3 separate regions of the Mus musculus genome follow, and all the other regions are linked to region 2. The links are chromatin loops, found by intact Hi-C in ENCODE. Cell type or tissue: left cerebral cortex. All regions are shown on one strand.

Evidence for each region. Peaks named below come from ENCODE experiments on the same cell type or tissue, not always from the same donor. Only the 100,000 strongest peaks of a DNase experiment are listed, where the experiment ranks them.
Region 1: a loop joins it to region 2, with 4 times the contacts of the local background. A loop is called at or near these places in 2 of 42 quality-filtered maps.
Region 3: it touches region 2 in a loop (5-fold over the local background); 3 of 42 quality-filtered maps call a loop at or near these places.

The regions. Positions count from the first base shown.
Region 1 is chr6:107,241,104-107,243,603 of GRCm38, forward strand. No RefSeq gene overlaps it. Among named protein-coding and RNA genes, the nearest start is that of Gm34933, 48 kb to the left of the region's middle. In left cerebral cortex, no CTCF peak of the experiment used is centred here; a DNase peak (open chromatin) is centred at 1,535; H3K27ac peaks cover 32 bases.
Region 2 is chr6:107,725,366-107,727,865 of GRCm38, forward strand. No RefSeq gene overlaps it. Among named protein-coding and RNA genes, the nearest start is that of Gm35017, 88 kb to the right of the region's middle. In left cerebral cortex, no CTCF peak of the experiment used is centred here; a DNase peak (open chromatin) is centred at 1,451.
Region 3 is chr6:108,020,798-108,023,297 of GRCm38, forward strand. No RefSeq gene overlaps it. Among named protein-coding and RNA genes, the nearest start is that of Setmar, 43 kb to the right of the region's middle. In left cerebral cortex, no CTCF peak of the experiment used is centred here; DNase peaks (open chromatin) are centred at 1,064 and 1,524; H3K27ac peaks cover 894 bases.

The sequences.
Region 1 (2,500 bases), 480 kb before region 2:
CTAGAAGTTGGACAAGGTTAGAAGAGAAGATTTAAGCAAAAATAACTATATGGTAAAGCAAATGCATATCCCAGCCCTAATCAGAATCCACACAAAAGGGCAAACTTGGGGTGAAGCCAGCAGCATGTCAGACTGACAGAACTGCAAGGTAAGTTTTTTCTCTCTCTACAATTTTATATAAAAAGAAACCAAGAGAGAGAAGCCTGAGTGTTTTTTTTATATTATCATCTTGCCTTGGTAACTGGTTAGAGAACACAGTGTGGTACAGGGAACCTTGGGTTTTAGGATAGTTATTTCAGAAATTAGAGATGTTTGAGAAACTATAAGATAATTGAGATATAAAAAAAATCACAAAAATATCCTAATAATCTCTCTCATTCTATTGAAGAAGCAGAATGACTCTCTAGACTATGTAGCTTATAACAGAAGTAAATGAAAGCCTCTTCTGATAGACTTCCAATCTGACCTTCTTTCTACTCTACTTTTCTGTCCTCATTTCTAGCTACCTACAGATATCAAGGAGAAAGCAGGAAAAGACCAGATTCCAATGTTACTAAGATTCCTACTCTGTGACACACACACACACACATACACACACATACCAAATAAACAAACAAAAACTATTATCGTTTTCTCCTATTGTCCAAACAGCAAACCAAGGTACAGGTCCACCATAATACAGTGGAGTTTATTGGGCTTACAAAGTAATGGATGAGGGGTTATATGTAACAGAACAGAAGGCTTTAAAACATCCATACTTGGAAGGTCTGTATATAGAATAGATGACTACTTCCCCATGCCACATAGATGGACTCTTCTTACAATTCTATGTCCTCTTGGATGCATGTGCAGTTAGGACAGAATTGCATACAACTGGGTGGAAGGAGTAGCATGTTACTTCCATGACCATCTCTCCTCCTCCAGGAAGGTCAGTAGTCAACAATCTATGATCTTTTCCAAACAGACACTGCTGAACTCCTGAAGATGGAGGAGTTTGCCTTAAAGCCCTGTACAGTATACTTATATCAGAGTAACAAAATCCCAGATCACAGTTTTAAATAATTGGGTGATTTTATGTAGAAGTGTCTCGAGTGTGAAATACATTTAATAATTCTTGACTCCTGGATGAGAATAGGGTAATTATCACTTCACGTGAGGTATAGAAGAGACCTTAGAAGATGCATGGCTTGACTCTGACCTTGGAAACTGAAATCCAGGGAGAAGAAATGGCATAGGGACATATCTGCTGGGATGGAGAGAAAGAACTCAAATACCAGTGGCTTAATTTTCAGCATACAGCTTTTTTCTTGGTACCATTCTCCTCTCTAAAGAAGAAGTGAAACAAAAAATGATGCAAGAATCTTTATGCCTTAAATCTAAAATGAACAAAGGACAGCTACAAGTGGTGAGAGATGGTCTAGTAAAAACCTATCAGCAACAACATACAGGCAAGTTTACAGCCTTTGTAAATGCTTGCCCTACAGCAACACAGACATTCTCGGGAGAAACTGCCTTCCATCTGTTAAGCTTAGCTGATTTCCCAGACAACCCTCTCCTGCTAGAGTGCTCCTGGGAAGGATGGATCACATGGATATTCAGTGCAAGAATCAGTTCATAAACTCAGAGGACTTTCTAACTTACTAACATTTTACTTCTGAGTTGGATGCTCATTTTCCACTGTCAGCAAAATGGAGGCTGTAGCAATTCCCTGAGTCAAAATGAGCTTTCAGTCAAGTCTCATTCCCAGAAGATACAAATGATAACTATTGGTGGACAATATCATTAGTGGTTTTAATGGGCAAAGACAATAAAAAAGAAAGTGCTGGTAAATTAGATGTCTCAGCTTCTCTTTAGTGTATGATTTCATGTGCTGTGGTAACTCACGTGCTTTTATAAATCCACACCCAGCTTGGAGATCAATGAAAACTAGCCTGTGTAATGGCCTCTATACAGCCCATCAAACAGAACCCCTGGCAAATAGGAACCTGATGGCCAAGCTAATGGAGACATTATTCATGAAAATGTCTGCCTGTGTTCTGAGGAGTAAGCCTAATAAATGCACAGTTACCCACTTCAGAAAAACTTTGAGAAATAATTATATAGCAAGAGTTTTCTTTCCTTTTAAGTTTGAGAGTTACACAGACATCCGCTCAATTCTCAGCACTGACATTTTTTCTAAGAATAATCATTTTGAGGCTTTGCATAGGAAAGTTAACATACTCAACCTCCTTGGGATGGTTAATTTTAAATGTCAACTTGTCACAACCGAGAATCACCTGGGAAGAGAATCTTAGTGGGGAATTAACTAGGTCAGGGTGACCTGTGAGTAAGTTCTGGGTGATTATCTCAATTGTTAGTAGTTGATGTAGGATGACCCAGCATATCCTCCTTTAGAGTGCTGAACTGGGTAACAGCAGAGATGGCTATTGGGGTACTAAGCAAGGAGGTAGGCAACACTGGTCTATTCATTTTTCTCTCCTCCTGACTGGATATGGTACAA
Region 2 (2,500 bases):
AATGAAACCACCTCAGGAAGATCATCTACCAGCCCTTAGCCTTTCCAGTGTGGGAGATGAGTCCACTAAACTAAAGACTGTGTGTTGTAAGACTATCTACTAACTAACAATAGAAGTATATACATTTCCTCTGATTGGAAAATGTTAACTGAGTGCCTATAAGGTACTATCTAGAATTCTAGAATACTACTCTAGCAAAATCAATTAAAAGACAATAAAGTTTTAGTTCTTTGTCCTAGAAATCGTTGTGAGCTACCATGATAAGCTTAGAAGTCTGCTTGCTAGCCCCTATTTGCTACTGATTTCAAATAAGAAATACAGCACCTGTCCCAGCTTCACACAAATTTCTCACAAAGTTAATATTGGGGACTGACTAACCTAAGAATCACTGATCAGTATCCTAAAAGCTTATGCTTAAAACCTGTGGGAATTCTCTAGATTGTTCCAGTCTATACACAAAAGATGGCACTTCTATCCACTACCCTACAGTGTGCACTTAACTTCATATACAATCTAAGTAACATATACTTATGGAGTATATGATAAGTGTCAGGCATGATCCCAGTTTAGGGGGACATATACTGGCTTCCTAGAGCAAACAGTTGGAGAGTTAAATGCTATTGCTTATTATCAGTGACACAAGGTGAGTAAGCAGAGCTTAGCAGCTGAGGGTACTGTGAACATAGTAGGGTAAGAGAATACTCCTCTGAAATAATTCTAGAACTGATACCTGGAGAAACCACCCATCTAATAGGCTAGGAAAACCATAATGCACTTAGTGTTCCAGAATGGCAAGTGTCTAGAGGTGAACATTCTTCTCAGGTGGACAGTTTGGCTAAGTTAGGGAGTGAAAAAGTAACAGACCTAAAATGCTAGGGTCAAATCATTCAGTGCCTCAAGGTCTGTGGCCAGGAATCCAGAATTTACACTCAGCACTGAGACACAAGCAAATGGTTTTCATCAGACAAGTAACAAGGTCAGGTTTACACAGTAGTTTGCCACACATTCTTCTAGACGTGTGTGTATGGGGTGCTGTGACTGCAGTGCTTGGGAGTAAGAGGGCAGTCAGGGTGAGGAAATGATGCAGCCTGATTTGACCCATGCAGGGATTAGACCCTTGGCCTGACTAATTAGAACAGTGCCATTTATATCAGGCTCTGAAATAAATGAAGCTCTTGCTGCCGATAGTTGGTTTGCCCTCATTTACTGCAAGTGAAAGGTCTTATTCTTCATGACTCATCCACAAACCCTGCTGATCTCTCTAATTAAAAAGTTTTCAAAGAAGTTGATACATTAGTTATTATGATCCTAGACACACCAGGCATAAATCCTCCCTGCCACCTATATATATGGCAGGACTTCACTGCGGCATCGTTCATCAACATGAGGGGTATTCTTCAATATAATTTTCACGACACCATCTGCCATGCTCTTTTTTTCAACCTTTGTTGGTGAAGTGACTGCTCAGTGATTATGAATATGTATCTGGCATCTTTTTAAAATAAATCCTTGACAGAGACTCAAGAGGAAAGAGTCATAAAAAAAAAATGTGTCAACTAGCAGATTCTGTGGCATAGGAGTACACTGCAGGTTAGTCTATTTTACACCAAAATTGATGTCACAGGGGATGGGGGCAAGCTGAATTTGTAGCCATCCTTGTCCTCAGCAAGTCAACCTACTCATTTCAGTAACTTTTTAGGCATTATAATTTTTTAGCAGTATAATTGGTCATATGTTGTGAACTATTAAAGGAGCAAAACAAAAGCAATGCTGAATTAAGCCATACCTCTATTAACCTTAACCATATCTATCTTGAACCTCCAAGGCTGTATCCATCCTGAGATAAATTTATCTAGTTAATCCAGCCACATGACCCATTCATATTTTTTTAAGACTTGGCCTCTGGTATGAAGTGTAAGAAAACAAGGCTGTGACCCATTTGTCTGTTTACTCTCCAAAACTATTTAATAAACAGAGGAAGGGACTTTAGTGCAAGGAGTTTATTCTGACCTCCCGTTTACGCAGCAAGTGCAAAAACAAGGAGGAAATGAAACACTGGAAAGCACTGTGGTCAACTGGAGCTCAGTGCAGCTGACGCTAATTCTCAAGGGCCCAGGAGAAGTCCACCTAAGAATTACTTCTGAAGACCAGGGAGCCTAGGCATTTATCCTACTTGCCATTAGTTGAGGATTGCCCCCAGGGTATTTACTCCCTCCTAGTTCTGTGCTGTGTAAAAGGTACACTAAGAGCTCCAGGGGCTTAAAAACCCCGAGGCAAAAGTGAAGAGGCAGAAGATGCTTAAGGTAGGATGCAAATGGAGGCATCTTCTCTCTCAGTGTCACAGACAGAGTGATCAGCTGACCCAAACCTGGCAATTTTCTAAGTATTAAATGAACTAAGTGCCCTGAACAGGGTGGGAACACACTACAGTCAAACACAAGATGCCCAACTCTCAAAGAGCTTAACCTCGTAGAGATCACTGGCTAATGCAAACTCATGA
Region 3 (2,500 bases), 300 kb after region 2:
AAGAAAAAGCTGCATGTGGTGGTGCACACTTGTAATCTCAGTGCTGGGGAGGCAGAGACAAACAGATCCCTGGAGCTCTCTAGCCTACTTGGCAAGCTTCAGACCAGTCTCAAAAAAAGGTGGACAACAGCAGAGGAAAGACGCCCAAGGTTAACCTCTACACATATACATACACATATACATACATACATACATACATACATACACACGCATACACACACACACACACACACACACACGTCAACACATAATAAAAAGAAATAAAAGTTGGACTTGCTCACCCTGAGTGGACGAGCCAATATGTTTGCTGGTCCATTATTGGTATGAAGGAGATACACATTTAATAAATGCAATGTAAACCAGCCAGGCGTGGTGGCGCACGCCCTTAATCCCAGCACTTGGGAGGCAGGAGCAGGCAGATTTCTGAGTTCAAGGCCAGCCAGCCTGGTCTACAAAGTGAGTTCAAGGACAGCCAGAACTACAGAGAGAAACCCTGTCTCGAGAAAGAAAAAGAAAGAAAGAAAGAAAGAAAGAAAGAAAGGAAGGAAGGAAGGAAGGAAGGAAGGAAGGAAGGAAGGAAGGAAGGAAGGAAGGAAGGAAGGAAGAAAGAAAGAAATAGAAACAAGCCAACCATGCTCACATCTCAAGGGAACTGTTCTTTATAAGTATGAAAAACAGATGCCACCCTTGCCTGCAAGGTAGAGAACACAAATGAAACCAGGGGTGGCACTCAGTCTTCACAGAATATGGCAAGAAGAACATGGCATGATGCAGCCAGAGACGGTGGCCAAGTCCTAGAAGGACCTTAATTGTCTAGAAGACTTGAATGCGTCTGAGACAGAGTCACTTCTCAGCACAGACTGATGAAGGCACCAAACTTCCACTGGTGCTCAGCCAGCAGAACTCTGATGGCTGGAAAGCTGTAAACTAGAGATGAGACTGGAGTCTTTAAAGGCAAAGGACTAAGCTTTAAAGAAAGAGAACGAGGCCTGAAAAGTTACGCAAGCAAGCTGTGACTGTGTTCTCCGTGGGAAGCCGAGGTTCGTCAGAGTTGAGCTGGAAGCTATAAATGTGAAAAATGGAATAAAGTACAACCATTCTGTGTTTACACTCTGAGAGAGAAGGCATATGAACCAGTTACATATGCCACCTCCACAGGCTGGAAGACAGGCTTTAAATGGAGACTGCTTTCTCCCATCCACTGGTTTTATTTGGGAAGCCTACTTCCTAGGATTCCTCTCTATGGATACATTAAAAATCACTGTCCCAGATGGTATACACGCTGAAAAACTGCATGTACTATAGTTAATGATCTATTATAGAAGGATTTTCAGAGATAATTTTGACTATGTCTTTGAGCTAACTTAACAGAATCCTTAAAGCTGTGTCTTCTAAAGGATGTGATTCCAATCTACCAAATACACAGTACAGCAATCAGAAGAAAAAGAAAAATTCTAATTTTGAAAATCGTGAAGGGCAGATTTCAAGTGTTCTAGCTCCAAAAGACAAGAATGAGAGCTGACATAGATCAGTGCCTAGGCCAGTTGTCATCATAGGGGTGTCACCCAGCAACAGCAGATGTAGAGACCCACAGCCAAACACTAGGCAGAGCCAGGAGAACCCCCATAGAAGAGGGAGAAGCCAGATTGTAGGATCCAGGGGGTTGAGGACACCAGGAGAAGAAGGCCCACAGAACCAACTAAGCAGGGCTCATAGGGGCTCACAGAGGCTGAAGTGACAAACACAGACCCTATATGGGTCTAACCTAGGTCCTCTGCATATACCTTATGGTTGTGTAGCTTGGTGTCCTTGTGGGACTACCAACAGTGGAATGGAAAGCATTTCCAACTCTTTTGCCTGAGTTTGGAACCCATTGCCTCCTACTGGGTTATCTCATCCAGCCTTGATATAAGGATTTGTAGCTAGTCTTATTGTATCTTGTATCCTATTGTATCTTATTATATCTTGTTAAGCCATGTTTGATGAGTGTCCCTGAGAGACCTGCTCATTTGCTTAAGGGAAATGCAGTGGATCTGGGGTGAAAGGGAGGTGGGGGAGGGACTGGGATGATTGGAAGGAGGGAAAACTCCAGTCAGGATGCAATGTATGAGAGAAGAATAAAATAAAAATACCAAGGCACTGATATTTTTAAAAATCTATTGGTGTATTGGTAACATTTATAATAATTATAATAAAATACAAAATTAAAGATTTTAAAAACTTATATGCCATGACCTTATATTTTAAAACCCTAATATAATAAACTGATAATAAAATATAAGATAAAATCAAAAAAGAGTATGAGATGATATGTCAATTTACTTTATTAAGCCATTCCTTTTGTGCATGTTGTGCATACGCTCGTGTGTGTGTGTGTGTGTGTGTGTGTGTGTGTGACTGTGTGACTGTGTGTCTCTGTGTCTCTGTGTGAGCCATTTAGTGCACAGATATGTTGGTTTAGAGCCTATATCCTAATGACCCCATCTTAAATTGATCATCT